2 separate regions of the Homo sapiens genome follow, and region 2 is linked to region 1. Evidence: chromatin loops called from intact Hi-C (ENCODE). Cell type or tissue: GM12878. All regions are shown on one strand. Links, peaks and the distances in the headings refer to the core of each region. The heading gives the core; the rest is flanking DNA. Region 1 overlaps SWAP70 (switching B cell complex subunit SWAP70). Region 2 overlaps SWAP70 (switching B cell complex subunit SWAP70).

Evidence for each region. Peaks named below come from ENCODE experiments on the same cell type or tissue, not always from the same donor. Only the 100,000 strongest peaks of a DNase experiment are listed, where the experiment ranks them.
Region 2: a loop joins it to region 1, with 2.2 times the contacts of the local background. A loop is called at or near these places in 12 of 110 quality-filtered maps.

The regions. Positions count from the first base shown.
Region 1 is chr11:9,708,174-9,718,639 of GRCh38, reverse strand. SWAP70 (switching B cell complex subunit SWAP70) reads right to left here. Exons shown (of 12, transcript NM_015055.4): 3 at 5,001-5,174. Among named protein-coding and RNA genes, the nearest start is that of SBF2-AS1, 45 kb to the left of the region's middle. RefSeq lists an enhancer at 6,456-6,956. In GM12878, for the core only: no CTCF peak of the experiment used is centred there; a DNase peak (open chromatin) is centred at 1,729; H3K27ac peaks cover 2,144 bases.
Region 2 is chr11:9,665,730-9,676,195 of GRCh38, reverse strand. All of the region lies in intron 1 of SWAP70 (switching B cell complex subunit SWAP70), which reads right to left. Among named protein-coding and RNA genes, the nearest start is that of SWAP70, 6.9 kb to the right of the region's middle. RefSeq lists an enhancer at 1-390. In GM12878, for the core only: no CTCF peak of the experiment used is centred there; no DNase peak of the experiment used is centred there; H3K4me3 peaks cover 2,500 bases; H3K27ac peaks cover 2,115 bases.

The DNA.
Region 1 (10,466 bases), core at 646-3,145:
ACATTATACTTCAAAATTTATTTTTTAAATATATCTGTTTTCACATTAAATTTTATTAAAATCTGTAAGTCTACAATCAGTCCAAATATAGTTTTTGAAGTGTTATTATTCAGAAAGGAAGCAAAAGCTAACAGAGAATGTATTTTTCATAATATAGCATAACCTTGAGTTTGCAGTGCTTGGTCAAAGGCCAGGTGATAGGCTAAGAGCTTCATAAATACAAATCCATGTGATTAACCTCAGGAGGGTAATTCAGCAGCTAGACAAAGCAATCTCACATAAATCTACTCCAATGATCCCTTCTTTCCCCACACAAGCACTCCTGGCCCCAGAGGAAAATCTATAAAACTAACTCAAATTCTACTTCTAACCAGAAGAAATGATGAGAGAGTAAAAGCTGTCAAAGCACAGAGTGAGTCCAAACAGTAACATGACAAGGTATGCTGCCTGGCTATTCTAACAAATCAAAGAAAGGCTGTTCACTTCTCAAATGAGATTAACTTGATTTGAAAGAGAATCAAGACATTTCTGTTAGCCTGCAAAGGTGAAGAAAAACATGCCAGGAGCCTTGGCTGGGCTCTGGCCTACAGAAACGCACATCAAGGCCCATGTGGGTCCCAATCCTTCGGGATGCCTGCAGCACAAATCTTTTGAGTTTCTTAGGCACAATAGTCAGAAAACTGATGCTGACTGGCTCCCTTCACAGCCTGTGGCTCAATGGTGATTTAATGCCATTGACATGTCATCCACATTAAGCAAGTGCTGCCTAAGGCAATAAAAACACTCACTAATTTCTAATTCTGAAATCAGGACAAGGTCACTTTCAAGTCCACCAAATATTTTAGTGATGGAAAAAAACAAAACATCAAGGGTAAGAGACCCACCCCACATCCAGTTTTTCAAAGAAAACACAATTAATTGTGGAACACAGTATAACTACAAAATGTTTTAAAATACTGTAATTTTTTTTTTTTTTTTTTGAGACAAGGTCTGGCTCTATCTCCCAGGCTACAATGCAGTGGCATGATGCCACTCTCTGCTCACTGCAAGCTCCACCTCCCAGGCTCAAACCACCCTTTCAGACTCAAGCCATCCTCCCACCTAAGCCTCCCAAGTGGCTGGGACAACAGGTGCACACCACCATGCCCAGCTAATTTTTGTATTTTTTTGTAGACACAGGGTTTCACCATGTTGCCCAGGCTAGTCTTGAACTCATGAGCTCAAGCGATCTGCCCGCCTCAGCCTCCCAAAGTGCTGGGATTATAGGCTTGAGCCAGCACACTTAGCCTAAAATACTGTAAATTTTATTTGCACAATTCTTTCAAGCAGCAGCTAGGTTTTAAAACCACCACTGGGATATTCTTTTCTACAGACATTCCCTTCTATACACCTCTGTATTAAGCTAGACAATTTCCTTGGACAAAAATTTCATAGCATGTTTTATTTTTCATTTCCTTTTTAACATACATACACGATTACATCATTGTTATTAAGCACTAAGAAACTGTTCCCACCACTACAGCGAAACTGCCTTCTCCTTGATCACCAGCGAGCACCTAATTGTTAAATCCAAGGGCAACTTCTCACTTACCATTGTCTAATTTTTCCATAGCATCTAATGCCAGTAACTACTTCTGTGCTTCTTAAAACTTTGTGTTTCTTAGACATCTATGACTCAGCACTCTCTCAGTTCTCCTACCTCATAGCGTGTTCAATTCAGCTTCCTTTGCCAAATCGACTTCCTCTTTCTGCTACAGAAATGGTCCCAAGGTTCCGTCCTTGGCACTCATGTCTCCAACTACAGTCTTCCTCCCTGATCTAACCTACTCTTGTGGTTTCCCCACCTCTGTCTCCAGCCCTGGCCTCTCACAAGCTGTAGATAAACACTTCTAGTGCACAGCTCCACAAGGATGTTCCACCTAAAATCCCAAATGTACCAAACCCACCACCATGCAATATGTCCCAGATTTGTTCATCATCCTACCATTCATTCACACACACCCCTTTTAGTGAGCAGCTACCATGGGTCCAGGCACTTTAATAAATGTTTCACATACATCAACTTTTTCAATCCTCACAGAGTCCAATGAAGAAAGTAGTTATCCCCATTTTACAGATGGGGAACCCCAAACAGAGAGAGTGAGTAATTTGTCACAAAGCTAATAAGTGGTAGAGGTGGGTTTCAAACCAGTCAGTCTGATTTCAGAGACTATGCTTTAAACAAATATACTATATTATTCCCCAGTTGCCCAGGCCTGAAACTTGTCTCTGCTTCCCCACAGCCAGGCACTATATGCTTGGTCCTGTGACCTCTAGGTTCTTCCCATCTGGCCTTCTTTTCCATTCTCGCTGTATTTTAGTCCTCAATGCCACTTAGCTTCTCTCAACTTCTCACCTCCCATGTCTCCATATTTCATCTATTCACCTATCACTCTCTTCCTCAAAAATCATCAGTGGCTCATCTTTCCACACTGCCTACAGGATAAAGTCAAAACTCTCCAGCTTCATCTACCGCCTATCTTCTTCACAGCCATCATGTTCCAGTAAGAAAGGACATGTATCATTCTTTTTTGACTGCCCAGCATTTAACCCTTTTCTTATGTCTGGGGAAATCCCTACCTGCCAATGTAGAAGCTGAAAATGCAAATGTATCCTTTCCAAGACTCCGTTGCAGCTAGTGCACAGTGCCTGACCTAGGCCATGCCAATTAGATACATCATGCCCTGATGATAATTGGGAAGTGGGCACTATGGAGAACTCTCCCTCATAGGAAGAACAGTTCCAGGAAAAGTTGAGTTCTGGGGCAGTGATATGGTTTGGCTGTGTCCCTACCCAAATCTCACCTTGAATTCCCAGGTGTTGTGAGAGGGACCTGGTGGGAGGTAACTGAATCATGGGGGCAGGTCTTTCCCGTGCTGTTCTCGTAATAGCGAATAAGTCTCATGAGATCTGATGGCTTTATAAAGGAGAGTTTCCCTGCACAAGCTCTCTTCTCTTGTCTGCCACCATGTGAGACATGCTTTCACCTTCTGCCATGATTGTAAGCCCTCCCCAGCCATGTGGAACTGTAAGTTCATTAAACCTCTTTCTTATATAAATTGCCCAGTCTTGGGTATGTCTTTATCAGCAGCATGAAAATGGACTAATACAGGCAGCAATCAGTGTCCAGGACCAGATGTGTTCCATGGTATAAGTGCAACACCCATCCTCTGGTGGGAGCAGCATTTTCCTTGTTGTTCCTCATGGAGTGGCCAGTACAGTAAATAGGACAGACCAAATTGCATAGCCTCCACACCTGTTTTTTAAGCCATCATGATGATTCTGTAAGCTATCCAGCATACTTTTAAAAAATTCCCTTTTAGGCCCTGCACAGTAGCTCATGCCTGTAATCCCAGCACTGTGGGAGGCTGAGGTAAAGGGATCACTTGAGGCCAGGAGTTTGATACCAGGCTGGGCAACATGGCAAGACCCCATCACTGCAAAAAAAATTTTTTTTAATTAGCTGAGTGTGGTGATGTACACCTGTAGTCCCAGCTACTCAGTAGGCTGAGACAGGAGGATCCCCTGAGCCCAGGAGGTTGAGGCTGCAGTGAGCCATGATTGCACCACTGCACTCCAGCCAGGGCAACAGAGTAAGACCCCGTTTCTTAAAAAAAAAAAAAAAAAAAAGGCAGGTGTGGTGGCAGGCACCTGTAATCACAGCTACTCCGCGGGGTGCAGAATCATTTGAACCTGGGAGGTGGAGGCTGCAATAAGCCGAGATTGCGCCATTGCACTACAGCCTGGGCAATAAGAGCGAAACTCTGTCTCAAAAAAAAAAAAAAAAAAAAAATCCCCTTTTGGCTTGAATCAGCCAGTGTGGCTGTTTCTAAGTAAGCATCCTGACTGGCAACTCAGTCAAGCTGGATACCTCCCTCACTCCTTTTAGAACATGCCCTTTGCTTTCCTGACTCATAAAACACTGCCTACTGTTGCTTCCATCCAGAATTCTCCTCTGCCTTCACTATTGGCCAAAATCCTTCCCACCCTTTAATGCCTTGGTACAGCCTTTCTGAAGGGCAACTTTGCCTTGTTCATCTAATACCCTGAAAGTGTGCATTTCTTAAGACTCAGAATTCCACTGCTGGAAGTTTATTCAAAGAAAATAATCAGACTAGTATGCAAAAATGCATGTAATAAGAGTAGTCTTAAGAGTTACTGAGTACATACTATGTGCCAGGCATTAAACTAAACCCTTTAAATGCAGAATTTCACAACCCTTAGACTAAACATTGTAATTGGCTTTATTTCACAGATGAGAAAATGAAGACTTGCAGGTTAAATAATTTGTCCAAGGTTAAGGGATTATAGATGACTTTTTTTTAAAGTGTGGGGACTACAGCTGATTTTAATTGTGTATATTAATCTTTTCTGAATTTTCTACTGTAATAACCATGTATTAACATGTGTCACTTTTTAGGACAGTTAGATAGCACAGAAGCCTTACTCCTATTATTTTTTTCCTTTGGAAGTTTAGGGAAAATAACAAAGCAAGCATTCTCTTTCTTTTACTTTGAAAGGTATGGAAAGTCATCACCCTGGACTTTGAAACAAGAATAGTATTTACTCACACAAAACAGCCCTGAAAACAACATTCTGGATCTCATGTGTTTCCCATGTATACCAGCACTCAGCCAGTTACGTTTTGTCAATATGCAAGTAGTATGAAAATTATGTTGTGACTTGTACAGAATACTCTTTGGACGTGAGGATAGATTCACTTATCATCATAGCCATTTAGAGAAGAAGAAACCCACTTTCCCTGTAAATCTCCAGGGGTATTACATGCCCCAAATTACTATATTTGGAGCTTTTCTATACTCAGGCTGCTTTGCCTCTGATCCAAAAACACTAGCCAAGGATCTCCTTCCATATCTATGCTGAATTAACAGAAAAAATACCAAGCCAGGTCTATTAAATGCTAAAATGACCAAGTAAAAACTCCCCAAGCCACACCTTACCTCTTCTGACACAATAATTAATGGATACTTGTCCTCAGATAAAAAGTTGAAAATAACCCATATTTTAAATGCATCTTCTTCTGTAATGAGCAGGGGATTCTTTGTGAGGTTTTTTTTGACACAGAGGGTCCAACACATCCTATTGAATTCAATCTTGTCAAAGTTGTCTTGGACCTAAAAAGGAATAAGGAAAAACTCCAACAAATCAGTCCGATATAAGCAGTATCTAAGGCAAGTAAAATAGAAAGACAAAGCCTCCTTTGGCTCCCATTTTAATCAATCCAATTAACCAACAGCCATATCCTACATATTTGCTTTAGGTATTACACTTTCAGTGGCTCAATTAAGATGTTACATTTAGCATGACACTGAACCAACATCTGTCCATATCACTCCCTTGGCACATAAAATACTGACCTCTCAAATAGTTACCGTTTCATGTGTACACACTATCTTCCTATTAATAAACAGACTACCAATCCTAGCACTGACCTCTCAAATAGTTACAGTTTCATGTGCATACACTATCTTCCTATTAATAAACAGGCTACCAATCCTAGCACATGGAAGAAACTGAGAATGTCAATTACTCAGTATGAGCCAAGTACAGGTACATTATCTTTACATACACGGTCAAAGAAGAGGCTGGGCATGGTGGCCCATGCCTGTAATCCCAGCACTCTGGGAGGCCGAGGCAGGCGGATCACCTGAGGTCAGGAGTTTGAGACCAACCTGACAAACATGGAGAAACCCCATCTCTAGTAAAAATACAAAAATTAGCCGGGCGTGGTGGCGCATGCCTGAACCCGGGAGGCGGAGGTTGCAGTGAGCTGAGATCACGCCATTGCACTCCAGCCTGGGCAACAAGAGCGAAACTCTATCTCAAAAAAAAAAAAAAAAAAAAGGAAGAAGATACCTTCTTTTGGGGAAAACTATTTAACTGAAATTCTAAAACAACAATCCTGCCATTCATTCATTTGTTCACGTATCCAGTGTTTCCTCAGCATCTACTACGAGCCAAGTACTGAGATTAGATAGGCATGAGCCACTGTGCCTGGCCTATTTTTTGTTTTTATTTTTTAACATTGTTTAATTAATTTAAAAAATAAATAGAGATGAGGTCTTGCTATATTGCCCAGGCTGGTCTCAAACTCCTAGCCTTAAGCAGTTCTCTTGCATCAGCCTCCCACAGTGCTGGGAGGCACTTTTATATCCTATAAACTAAGGATATAAAGATGAAGAACTAGGTCTGTGCTCTTAAAATGTTCACAGTTTATTAGGGAAAACAGATATGCAAATAAATTTTAATATAACTGTATAATTTAACAGTGTATAATTCAATAGAATTGTTCACTCATTTGACAAATAAAATTTAGATCATAATTATTATTTGCCAAAGACAGTACAAAGATACTCAACATAATACTGGCCTATGTTCCCAAGGAATGTAAAGACAATTACAGCAGAGTGTGACAAGTACTGTAATAGAGATAAGCAGAGGATTTTGTGGGAGCACTGAGGAGCTAACACAATCTTGACATCTGGGGAAAGATTCGCAGAAAGAGTGACAGGACAACAGAGCTGAGTTCTCAAGCAGCATCAAGAGTCAAACAGATCAAGAATGGGATAAAGGGTATTCCAGGTAGAACAGAATGTGAGAAAGCCCCGAAGTGGAGGCAAGCATGGTTAGTTTGGAAGAACTGTGAGTATTTAATGTGAATGGGGCACCTGGTGCTGGAGGGTGGTATAACTAAGGCTCTTCGTGTAAGTGCAAGTAACAGGAACCACCTTGGGTTCCTTTAAAAACAAAAGGAATTTATTGGAAAAACAATGGGTAACCTCACAGATCTAACGCAAAGGCTAGAAAAATCTAGGCTCTGAAATTAGGCTGGTATCAAGGTAGAGCAGGCAGCCAGAACTGCGGCTGAACCACTCACGGGAACAGTCTGGTGAAGACACCACTGCCTGTATAACATGAGAGCACCCTCACTATTACCACTGCTACCACTGCCCCTGTCCATGATCTTCTGCGTCACTCACTGCAGATTCAAAGTTCTACTGGCTGAGCCTGGGTCACATTCCTGTGCTCTAGCTGCCAAGGAACAGGGAAAAATGAGTACCTGAACTTTCCAGATTTTGAGGTGTGAGACAGGTCCTGTTCCCCACCAAGACTCTGTAGAATTTCCCAAATGTAAGAAAAAAGTTCAGATGCTAGACAGACAGACAGACAGACACACACACACACACATAAAAGGCAAATTTCCATTACTTGGGACACAGTGAAAGACAAGCCAGTGAGGTAGGTGAAGACTGATCATTAGGAGATTTATCATTCATGTTAAGGAGTTAGGACTTTATCTGGACTGAAAGAGTTGAAGGTAGTAACAGACACACTCTTCATTTTAAAAGCCACATTCTGCACCAGTGCAGTGCCTCACTCCTGTAGTCCCAGCACTATGGGAGGCTGATGCAAGAGAACTGCTTAAGGCTAGAAGTTTGAGACCAGCCTGGGCAATATAGCAAGACCTCATTTCTATTTATTTTTTAAATTAATATAAACAATGTTTAAAAAAATAAAAATAAAAAATACATAAATAAATATGTATAACAATACAAAAATAAATAAATAAATAAATAAATAAAAATAAAAAACAGGCCAGGCACAGTGGCTCATGCCTATGTAATCTCAGCACTTTGGGAGGCCAAAGCATAAAGATTCCTTGAGCCCAGGAGTTTGAGACCAGCCTGGGCAACAGAGACAGACCCGGTCTGTACAAATAATAATTTTAAAAATTAGCTGAGCACAACAGTGCATGCCTGTGGTCCCAGCTACTCAGGAAGGTCAGGCAGAAGGATTGCTTGTACCCAGGTGGTCAAGGCTGCAGTGAGCCATGATCATGCCACTGCACTCCAGCCTTGGAGACAGGGCAAGACACTTAATAAAAAAAAAAAAAATTTTTTTTGAAAATTAAAAAAAAAAAAGCCATATCCTGGAATAACATGGAAGATGTACTGGAGGAGGCAGGCATGGGCAGCAGAATAACATCAGCGAAGCATTTCTTTTTAGAAAGATATGAACAAACCATTTTTTCACTATATGAAAAAAGTCACCAGCTGTCCGCAGGCCGAAGTTTCACCTGATCTCTAACTTTAATTTGTAGTTGGCAAACCAGTCCTCCAGGAGTAGAAAGAGCTCCTTTGTGTTCTGCCTTTAGTACCTTGCCTCAGTCTAACACCATTTCCCACGGCCCCATCAAATACAAGTGATCCCATGGAGGGAAAGCAGCAGCAGCAGCAGAAGCAGCAATTGCTGCTGCTTTTCTTTTTTGCCTTATCACTATCACCTTGAAGACTTACTATATGCTAGGCATTTTATATGTTATTTCTCACTTAAATTTTGTATTAGTCCTATAAGGTTAATTATTGCCCCTATTTTAGAGATCAGAAAATACAGGTTCCAAAAAACTGAGCATCCTTGAACAACATAGGTTTGAACTTCGAGGGTCCACTTAAATGTGGACTGGATTTTCTTCTGCCTTTGCCACCACTGAGACAGCAAGACCAACAACTTCCGCCTCTTCCTCAGCCTACTCAACAAGAAGACAATGAGGATAAAGACCTTTACAATGATCCACTTCCACTGAATGAATAGTAAATACATTTTCTCTTCCTTATGATCTTCTTAATAACATTTTCTTTTCTCTAGATTACTTTATCATAAGAATAACTGCACATAATACATTTTACATTAAAATATGTGCTAATCAACTGTTTATATTATTGGTAAGCCTTCCAGTCAACAGTAGGCTATTAGGAGTTAAGTTTTGGGGGAGTCAAAAGCTAACCTTGGAAGCCAGGCACAGTGGCTCATGCCTGTAATTCCAGCACTTTAGGAGGCCAAGGCAGGTGGATCGCTTGAGTTCAGGAGTTTGAGATCAGCCTGAGCAACATGGTGAAACCCTGTCTCTACCAAAAATACTAAAAATTAGCCAGGCATGGTGGCATGCATCTGTGGTCCTAGCTGCCCGGGAGGCTGAAGTTGGTGGGAGATCGCACTACTACATGCCAGCCTAGGTGACAAAGTGAGAGATTCTGTCTCAAAAAAAAAAGTTATACTTGGATTTTCAACTATGTGGGTTCAAGTGTCAACTGTACATTTACAAAGTTCACATGGCTAGTAAATATCAAAACCAAAGTTTAAACTCAAGCTCAGCAAGGTGTGGTGGCTCAGGCCTATAATTCCAATGCTTTGGGAGGCTGAGGTGGAAGGATTGCTTGAGACCAGGAGCTCGAGACCAATATAGGCAATATAGCGACATCTTATTTCTACCAAAAACATTTTTTTTAATTAGCTGAGCATGTTGGCATGTGCCTTTAGCCCCAGCTACTCGGGAGACTGAGGCAGGAGGATCACTTGAGCCTGGGAGGTGGAGGCTGCAATGAAGGCAAGACTGTGCTGCTGCACTCCAGCCTGGGCGACAAAGTGAGACTCTGTCTGAGGGGGAAAAAAAAATCCAACCTGGGCAACATAGTGAGACCCCTGTCTTTAAAGAAAAACATTTTTTAATTAGTAGGGTATGGTGGTTTGTGCCTATAGTCCTAGCTTGTCAGGAGGCTGAGGTGGGAGTCTCATTTGAGCCCAGAAATTCACGGCTGTAGTGAGCTGTGATCATGCTGCTGTACAAATTCACACTCTAGTCTGGGTGACAGAGCGCAACTCTGTCTCAAATGCTAGCTCTTCCCACCATACCAAACTGCTTGTAGAACTCAGTAGGTGGAGGCCATCTATGGGATGAATGCCATCTATGGGATGAATGCCATCTATGCAGAACATTTCCAAGGCCACCACCACCAACTCTATCCACACCCCACAAAACACTAAGTGGAAGATATGCCACACAGGGGAAATGACATGTGCACAAAAGCAGATAGCCTTGCTCTGAGAACAAGAAGTGATTCTAAGTGGATTCTGTGGTGAATCATAGGGTTCCTGAGGGGAAATGGCTAGATATACAGCTGGAAAAGCAAATATAAGACCAAATCACAAAGGGCTTCATAATTTTAAGAAATAGCCTGTAGGAAAACAGTTCAAGGAGTTTAGAACAGAATACATGAAGAACTCCTACAATTCAATAACAGAAAAACAAATAAGCGAATTTTAAAATGGGCAAAGGAATTATTCGACATGTCTCCAAATAATATATACGAACAGCCAACAAGCATATGAGAAGATGCTCAACATCACTTATGATTGGGGAAATGCAAATCAAAACACAGTGTGATATCACCTCACACCTGTTAGAATGGTCACTATCAAAAAAACCAGAAAATAACAAGTGTTATTGTTAGGATGTGGAGAAATTCGAACCCTTGCACACTGTTGGTGGGATTGTAAAATGGTGCAGCTGCTATGGAAAACAGTGTGGAAGTTCCTCAAAAAGTTAAAAATAGAACTACCATATGATC
Region 2 (10,466 bases), core at 7,529-10,028, 49 kb after region 1:
GCAATCAAAACAGATAATACAGTCTTAAACTATACGGTTTGTTCTAAGAAAGGACTATTCATGAATACAAGTTTAAAAGCAAGTAGAAAATGTGTTTCTGGAAGTCTGTTTCCCCACTATTAGCCTATTGCTATCTACTTCAGCTGCTGAAAAGCAAGTAAATCTTTGCTTAAGAAAAAGCTCAAAACAATCACTTAGTGTTCCTGGTTAGTTCAGCCTGAAAAACCAAGTAACACCAAATCAACATGACAATCAGTTGTATTTAACAATCCAATTGCAAATCAAGTTAACAGAGCTGATGACTTCTATGAACGTGCACAGGATGGGTGCAGAGATAAAGGCCTACGTACTCTCAACTCAGGTGGGGAGCCAGTCAAGTTACAACTGGAGCCAGAGAGACAGAGCTCCCCGGTAGAAGGTGCACAGATTGCCAGGAAGATGCCCAGTGAGATTACAGGGAATGCAGGAGAAGGAAGGAGAAAAAAAATCAAGGTAAGGAAAGGGAAGCAGACAGAAGTGGTTCCCTTTTTGGGGAGAGGGGTGGTGTGCGGAGGAGGGCTTAAAGATTCGAGAAAACCTACTGACCTGCAATGACCTTATTTATGGCTATAAATATATATAATATATATAAAATATAAAACAGTTGTTTTAACAAGAAAACATTACTGTGACTAGACAACCAGCAAACATCTGTTTCTATTGTAGTTTATGTAAGCCATAAGAGGTCTTTCTCCCTTTCTCCCTTTCCCTCCCTCTGTCCCTCCCTCCTCCCTCCTCTCTCTCTCTCTCTCTCTCTCTCTCTCTCTCTCTCTCTCTCTCTCTCTCTCTCTCTCTCTCTCTCTCTCTCTCGCTCCCTCTCTCTCTCTCTCTCTCTCGCTCCCTCTCTGTTTCTTTCTTTCTTTTTCTTTGGATACAGGGTCTCACTCTGTTTCCCAGGCTGGAGTGCAGTGGCACAATCATAGCTCACTCCAGCCTCCATCTCCTGAGTTCAGGCCATCTCCTGTCTCAGCTACAGAAGGAACTTGGACTACAGGCGTGTGCCACCATACCTCTCTAACTTTTTAAATTTCTTGTCTTACTATGTTGCAAAGGCTGGTCTCAAACTCCTGGGTTCAAGTGATCCATTTGCCTCAATCTCCAAAAGTGCTAGTATTACAGGCATGAGCCACTGCACCTGGCCTAGGAGTGGCTTCTATTTTTTAAATTTAAAATTTTTTTTTTTTTTTTGAGACGGAGTCTCGCTCTGTCGCCCAGGCTGGAGGGCAGTGGCATAATCTCCGCTCACTGCAAGCTCTGCCTCCCGGGTTCACACCATTCTCCTGCCTCAGCCTCCCGAGTAGCTGGGACTACAGCCGCCCGCCACCACGCCCAGCTAATTTCTTTTTTTGTATTTTTGGTAGAGAAGGGGTTTCACCGTGTTAGCCAGGATGGTCTCCATCTCCTGACCTCGTGATCCGCCCACCTCGGCCTCCCAAAGTGCTGGGATTACAGGCATGAGCCACCGCACCCAGCCTATTTATTTATTTTTGAGACAAAGTCTTGCTCTGTCACCCAGGCTGCAATACAGTGGCACTATCTCAGCTCACTGAAACCTCCTCCTCCTGAGTAGCTGGGACCACAGGTGCCCACCACCATGTCCAGCTAATTTTTAAATTTTTTGTAGAGATAAAGTCTCACTATATTTTCCAGGCTGTTTTCAAACTCCTGGCTTCAAGCAATCCTCCTGCCTCAGCTTTCCAAAGTTCTGGGATTATAGTCATGAGCCACTGCACCCAGCTTCCCAAGGGTTTTTTTTAAATCTGTGTTCTATAGTTCGATTTTATTGATAAGTTTGACAAAAGTCTGTCTGCAACATGTGATATTATGAGACAGAGATATACATAGATAAATATATATAGGTTTTCATCCATGGTCCCTGGCTCATAACGCCATAGCCCTTGTTATAATGTTGGGGTGCTTTAGGCCTCAGAAGCAGGTCTCAGAAAACAGAATCTCAGCCAGGTGCAGTGGCTCACACCTGTAATCCCAGCACTTTGGGAGGCCGAGGTGGGCAGATCACTTGAGGTCAGGAGTTTGAGACCAGCCTGGCCAACACGGCGAAACTCGGTCTCTACTAAAAAATACAAAAATTAGCCGGGTATGGTGGCATACACCTGTAACCCCAGCTACTTGGGAGGCTGAGGTAGGAGAATCGCTTGAACCCAGGAGGCAGAGGTTGCAGTGAGCCAAGATCATGCCATTGCACTCCAGCCTGGGCGACAGAGCGGGATTCCATCTCAAACAAACAAACAAACAAACAAACAAATAAATCAATGAAAAAAGAAAACAAATCTCTCTCTCTCTCTCTGACCTTCTGCCCTTTTTTCGCCTGCTCCTTTTTCTCCCCAAGGCAGGCCGTAGAAACTAAAAATATAATCTCATCTCCCCCAACCTTTCTATCTTGGAGCTGGCCATAAAGAAATTCTCTGACCTTCCTTGTCTAATTGAAGGCCACAAGACCTTCATTTCAGAAGGGGTCCTCCCCCATACCCTGGAGGAAGGAAAGCTACACAGAGAGACCAAGAAGAATCTGAACAGACAATCCTTGCTGGATTTTCCCACTCAGTCTATTAATATTAGATCATACCCTTTTTTGTCTAATCACATTTCTACATGGTTGTCTGTACTTTAATCATGACTATCCAATAAAGTCTCCATAAGAGACGGAAGAGGACAGGGTTTGAGGAGCTCCCAGAGAGCTGAACATGTAGAGGCTTAAAGGAAGGTTAATGAGAACTCATTCATGTACCAGGAGGGCAGTGCACCCCAACTCCATGAGGATAGAAGTTCCTCGCCCTGTGTCTCTCTTCATCTGTCTATTTGTATCCTTTAAAATATATTCTGTAATAAATCAGTAAACATGTCACCCTAAGTTCTGTGAGCCACTCTAGCAAAGTAATTGAACCCAAAGACGGGGTCACGGAGAACCCAACTTGAAGCTGGTCCATCAGAAGTTCCAGAGGCCCAGATTTGCAACTGGTAGGAAGGAGGAGGACCGTCTTGTGGGACTGAGCCCTCAAACTGTGCGATCTGACACTCTGTGGGATCTGACACTGTCTCCAGGTAGATAGTGTTGGAATTGAACTGGAGGATACCCAGCTGGTGTCCACTGCAGAACTGATTGCTTACTTGGTGTGTGGGGAGAAACCTCCACACATTTGGTCACCAGAAATCTTCTGTGTTGATTGTTATTGTGGTGTGAGAGCAGAGAAAAAAACAGTTTGTGTGTTGTTTCCACTGACATACTATTAAAATGATATCTAATTATGTTGTTAATTTTTCTTCAGATTTTGCTTCAAAATTTACTTGGATCATTTTTCTTTTACTTAATAATATGCTATTTGTTAAAAATTAGGTATATAAATAAGCTTTGTCTGTACTACACTGGGGGCCCTCAAGGCCAATATTTACTAATTATAGCAATGACTCAAGCACATTTATCTAAACGAATACCATTCTACAAAGTAATCTTCTTAAAAATGAAAGATACAGGCTGGATGTGGTGGCTCATACCTGTAATCCTAACACTTGTAGGTGGATGGACTGCTTGAGCCCAGGAGTTTGAGACCAGCCTAAGCAGCAAAGTGAGACCCTGTCTCTACAAAAAAAAAAAAAAAAAAAAAAAATTAGCCAGGTGTGGTGGCATACACCCGTAGTCCCAGCTACTCAGGAGGCTGAGGTGGGAGGATCACTTCAGCATGGAGGTCATGGGTATGGTGAGCTATGATCGTGCCACTGCACTCCAGCCTGAGTGACAGAGTGAGACCCTGTCTCAAAATAAATAAATAAATTTTTTAAAATAAGTAAAAAATACATTTATTCCAAAGATGATGTCAATATTCCAAGCTTTTCATAATTTATCTTTAGAGAAGAAATATGAAGTTTATGGGACATGGAAAGGAAGAACCAACCTGATTACTTTACAATCATATATATATATATATATATATATATATATATAGACACACACATATATGTATATATATATTTAAATATATTATTTATAAATATTATTTTAAATTATATTTAAATTACATTTAAATTATATTATATTATAATTATATTTAAATTATTATTTAATTATATATTTTATACTATAAAATATATTATATAAAATATATTATTAAAATATATATTATTAAAATATATATTTTATATATTATATAAAATATAGAAAAATATATAACATATAAAATATATTATATATTATAAAATATATTATAAAATATAATTATATTATAATTATTATATTTAATAATTAAATTAAATTAAAATTATATTTAAATTATAAATATAATTTATTTATTTTATATATTATATATTATTATATTATATATTTATATATTTATATTTATATATATTTATAAATAATAATATATTATATTTATATTATATATTTATATATTTATATTTCTATGTATACATAGAAATATATTTATATATTTCTATGTATACATAGAAATATATTTATATATTTCTATTTATATATATTTATATAGAAATATATTTATATAGAAATATTTATATATTTATATAGAAATATATTTCTATATAAATATATTTATATATAGAAATATATTTCTATATAAATATATTTATATATATTTCTATATATTTCTATATATTTATATATTTATATATATATTTATATATATTTATATATATATTTATAAATATACTTTTATATATTTATATATATATTTATAAATATATTTTTATATATTTATATATATATTTATAAATATATTTTTATATATTTATATATATTTATATATTTTTATTTTTATTTTATTTTATTTATATATTTATATTTTTAAATATATTTATATATTTTTATATTTATATTTATAAATATATTTTATATATTTTTATATTTATATTTATAAATATATTTTATATATTTTTATATTTATATTTATAAATATATTTTATATATTTTTATATTTATATTTATAAATATATTTTATATATTTTTATATTTATATTTATAAATATATTTTATATATTTTTATATTTATATTTATAAATATATTTATATATATTTTTATATTTATATATTTATATATATTTATATTTATATTTGTATATATAAAAAACAATAATAGGCCGGGCATGGTGGCTCACGCCTGTACTCCCAGCACTTTGGGAGGCCGAGGTGGGTGGATCACAAGGTCAGGAGTTCGAGACCAGCCTGGCTAACATGGTGAAACCCCGTCTCTACTAAAAATATAAAAAATTAGCCAGGTGTGGTGGCAGGCACCTGTAATCCCAGCTACTCGGGAGGCTGAGGCAGGAGAATGGCGTGAACCCAGGAGGTGAAGGTTGCAGTGAGCCGAGATGGCCCCACTGTGCTCCAGCCTGGGTGATAGAGCAAGACTCCGCCTCAGAAAAAATAAATAAATGAAAATAAAAATAATAATAAAAAATTAACTCTCAAAGGTATGAGACCATGTTTTCCTTAAAAGTTTTCTCCCTCAGCTCCAGCGTTGCCCCAAAGGGGTTCTTATCTCTGATTTCTGGTCCTCTGCTTTTCTTGTTCCTCTCATCATCTACCATAGCCATTCCCCAAGACTGTCAATGGCTCTTTTCTCCTCTTTTTCCAAGCTTCAACTACCAAATTCCTTACTGACAACCCCAAATTTTCCCAGGAATATCATCTCCAGCTGAACATACACCCATCAAGGACCTCAAAAAAATAAATAAATAAAACAAAAAAAAACTTTTCGTGTTCAAAACTGCATCACTGCATAAACAGCTCCTTCTTGTGGCTTTTCCATTTCTTTTAAAACCCACTTCTATTAAAAACCATTATTTAAAAAAATCAAAACCACTACTACACATCTGGTCAACTGTAGTTGACATCTGAGACATTTCTGAATCTGTCCTTTCCCGTCCTCCTCCCACCCAATCATGGGTCAAGGCTCATACCTTGACCCACCATTTCCCTCTTGTCCATCTTCACTGTCTCTAGTCCCTATTACCTCTTATCGGGGCTATTGCAATGGTTTCTGTTATCTTCCCAATCCACTCTAGCCAGCACATCTGCTATGTCGCCCCAGCTGGAGTACAGGGTGAGATATCGGCTCACTGCAACCTCCGCCTCCCAGGTTCAAGTGATTCTCCTGCCTCAGCTCCCAAGTAGCTGGGACTACAGGTGCGTGCCACCACACCCAGCTAATTTTTATATTTTTAGTAGAGACAGGGTTTTGCCACGTTGGCCACACTAGTCTTGAACTCCTGACCTCAGATGATCCACTCACTTCAGCCTCCCAAAGTGCTGGGATTACAGGTGTGAGGCACCGCACCTGGCAAGTAACTTTCTAAAGTGCAATTCTGATCACAACTCATCATTCTCTGAAAACCTGGGGGGCCCCTGGCATACACCTAATTTGTGTGGCAATCAAAGCTTTCTATGCATTAACCCCAATCTATTTCTGTAGCTTTATCACCAGCAATAACTCTCTCTCATACACACACAGGAACACATATGTGTATGTTCTACACTCCAATCAAAGTAAGTTACACAGAAGTCCCCATAAATACCTGATTCATTCCCATCTCTTGCAGTAGATCAGTGTTCCCTAGGGATAACAGCAATCAATAACTATCCATTAAATAAATAAATTAGGCTGGGCGTGGTCGCTCATGCCCATAATCCCAGCACTTTGGGTGACCGAGGCAGGTGGATCACTTGAGGTCAGGAGTTTGAGACCAGCCTGGCCAACATGGTGAAACCCTGTCTCCACTAAAAATACAAAAATTAGCGAGACATGGTGGTGCACATCTGTAGTCCCAGCTACTTGGGAAGCTGAAGCAGAAGAATCTCTTGAACCAGGGAGGTGGAGGTTGCCACTGTACTCAACCCTGGGCAACAGAGCAAGACTCCGTCTCAAAAAACTAAGTAATTAATTAATTAATAGAATGGGCTTAATCTTCCCCCATTCCTACATAATCACATCCTAACTTCCTTCGGAGTTCATTTCAAAGAAGCTTTTTTCATAAAGCAATCACACCAGTGAGAAGAAATCGCTTCTTCCTTTAAAATCTCATGGCTCCATATCTTCTGTCACACTCAGTATCTTTAACCCAATATTTCTGTTTGTTACCTTCACCACCAGACTTTATGTTTTTTAAGGATCAGTAATTGTCTGAGTAATATAATCTCTATCTGGAGAGAGAGAGTGTGCCTTCTTTAATGGTCATTTAGCCTTTTAATTTGCCTACCAAAGTTTAAACTCTTTGAAGGCAAAGATTCATATTTGTTTCTTTTTTCTCTGCCTTTCACCACCATATCCCTTATCTAGTGAATATATCCATTCTCTGTGTCAAAAGTTGTGAAGATAACTCAAAAAGGCAAGTATCAAAAATATTTTAGAATACCCATATAGCTTTCCAAAGCAATACATTTTAACCATCATTTTGGATACATAATTATTAGTCTGCTGTTTAACAAATCAATTATTTGACATTTCCTCCAAGGAGATATTAACTCTTAAGAGCCTAAAAATACTAATCTTCTGACTAAATTAGCATGGTACCTTACACATAGTAGACTTACAGAAGGTTACTGTATGAGTGAATGAATCAATCAACAAATTAAGGCAAAAACTCTACTCCCAGCCAACAGAACACAGAACTAGGGTCAAACACAAAAGGAGACCTAAATAAAAATGTTTAAATATTTTCAATTCTACGAACACTGGCAAGATGAACAGAACTGAACCAATCCCAAAGTCTCATACAGACAAGAGAGAGACAAAATACAATTGCACAGTTGCATTATCAACATACTGTGGGTGAAATCTATGAACTGGGATTTAACATTTCCTGCCAAGACGCTTTTCCTATAAGCAGCCATAAAGACAATTTTGAATAAAGTATCATCAAAGTAATCCAAAAAATCTCATTTATGCCGTCAATTGGAAGAGAAGAAAATGAAGAAACCATTGGCTTTAAAGTGTGAAAATAGGCCAGGCATGGTGGCTCACGCCTATAATCCCAATGCTTTGGGAGGCCAAGGCGGGTGGATCACCTGAGGTCAGGAGTTTGAGATGAGCCCAGCCAACATGGTGAAACCCCATCTCTACTAAAAATACAAAAATTAGCCAGGTGTGGTAGTGGGCACCTGTAATCCCAGCTATTTGGGAGGCTGAGGCAGGAGAATCGCTTGAACCCAGGAAGCAGAGGTTGCAGTGAGCCAAGATCGCACCACTGCACTCCAGCCTGGGTGATAAAGCGACACTCCGTCTCAAAAAAATAAAAAATACAACAGTAATAGTAATAAAGTGTGAAAATAGGATGGGTGCAGTGGCTCGTGCCTGTAATCCCAGCATTTTGAGAGGCTGAGGCAGGCATATAGTCTGAGCTCAGGAATTCAAGACCAGCCTGGGCAAATGGCAAAACTCCATCTCTACATAAGTACAAACATTAGCTGGGCATAGTGGCCTGTGCCTGTAGTCCCATCTACGTGGGAGTCTGAAGTGGGAGGACTGCTTGAGCCCAGGAGGTTGAGGCTGCATTGAGCCATGATCGCGCCACCGCATTCCAGCCTGGGCGACAAAAAGACCTTGTCTCCAAAAAAAGAGAAAAAGAATTATAAAGAGTTGTCTGGACAAGGTGGCTCATATCTGAATACCAGCACTTTAGAAGGCCAAGGCGGGCGGATGTCTTTGAGCTCAGGAGTTCAACACCAGCCTGGACAACATGACAAAACCCTATGTCTACAAAAAAATACAAAAATGAACTGAGCATGGTGGCTCATGCCTGTGAGCCTAGCTACTTGGGAGGTGGAGGCTGGAGGATCGCTTGAGCCAGGAAGTGGAGGTTGCAGTGAGCCAAGATAGTGCAACTGCACTCCAGCCTGGGTGACACAGCAAGACCCTGTCTCTCTCTCTCTCTCTCTCTCTCACACACACACACACACAGAAGTGTGAAAATCTTGGTTCTAGATTAGCTACTACTTACAACTGTGACTTTGGACAAATCACTAAACATATCATTGCAGTTGCTCACACCTGTAATCCTAGCACTTCTGGAGGCCAAGTTGGTTAAATTGCCTGAGCTCAGGAGTTCGAGACCAGCCTGGGCAATACAATGAAACCCCGTCTCTACTAAAACATACACACAAAAAAATTAGTCAGGCATGGCAGCGGGCACCTGTAGTCCCAGCACTTTGCAGGGCCAAGGCGGGCAGATCACGAGGTCAGGAGTTTGAGACCACCCTGGCCAATATGGTGAAACCCCATCTCTACTAAAAATACAAAAATTAGCCAGGCTTGGTGGCACGTGTCTGTAGTCCCAGCTACTCAGAAGGCTGAGGCAGGAGAATCGCTTGAACCCGGGAGGCAGAGGTTGCAGTGAGCCGAGATCACACCACTGCACTCTAGCCTGGGTGACAGAGCGCAACTCCGGCTCAAAAAAAAAAAAAAAAAATTAAGAGGTCATCTGGGAATATCTGGAAAAAAAGAATAAAATTTTCTTCTCCTCTTAAGATCTTTAAAAGAGAAATGATGGTTGAAAGCAAAAAATTTAATATTGTCTGATGGGGATTTCAATGTATGTAGATTAATAAATATGACAATTACAACATAAAGCAGTGAGAGTAAAGGGACCTATATGGTGATAAGTTTTCTACATTCTCCTTAAAGTGGTAAAATATTAACTCTAAGTACACTATGAAAAGTTAGGGATGGATATTCTAACTCCTAGAGCAAGTACTAAAAAAACCTACATGAAGAAATATAGTAAAAAACTCTATTAAAATGAAATATTGGCCAGGCACAGTGGGTCACACTTGTAATCCTAGCACTTCATGAAACCAAGGAGGGCAGATCACCTGAGCTCAGGAGTTCAAGACCAGCCTGGCCAACATGGTGAAACCCCGTTTCTACTAAAAATACAAAAATTAGCTAGGTGTGGTGACGCACACCTGCAATCCCAGCTACTTGGGAGGCTGAGGCACGAGAATCTCTAGAACCTAGGAGACAGACGTTGCAGTGAGCCGAGATCACACCACCGCACTCCAGCCTGGGCAACAGGGCAAGACTGTGTCTCAGAAAAAAAAAAAACAAAAAACTAAAGCATATTCAAATAATCCCAAAGATGGAAGAAAAAGAGAGGAAAAAAAAAAAGCAGAAACCAAATTATAATAAAATGGTAGCCCTAAATCAAACCATATCAATAATTACATTAAATGTAAATGGCCTAAATATACCAATTAAAAGACAGAGATTGTCAGAATGAATAAAAAAAAAGACCCAGCTACATCTATTTATTAAAAACTTACTTTAAATAAAATGGCATAGGTAAGTTAAAAGTAAAAATAAAAGTAAAATGTAGACCTACTCATAACTCCCCCGAACTGGAAATAACACAAATTCTCACAGATGCATGGCTAAAAACTACCATACATCCATGCAATAGAATAT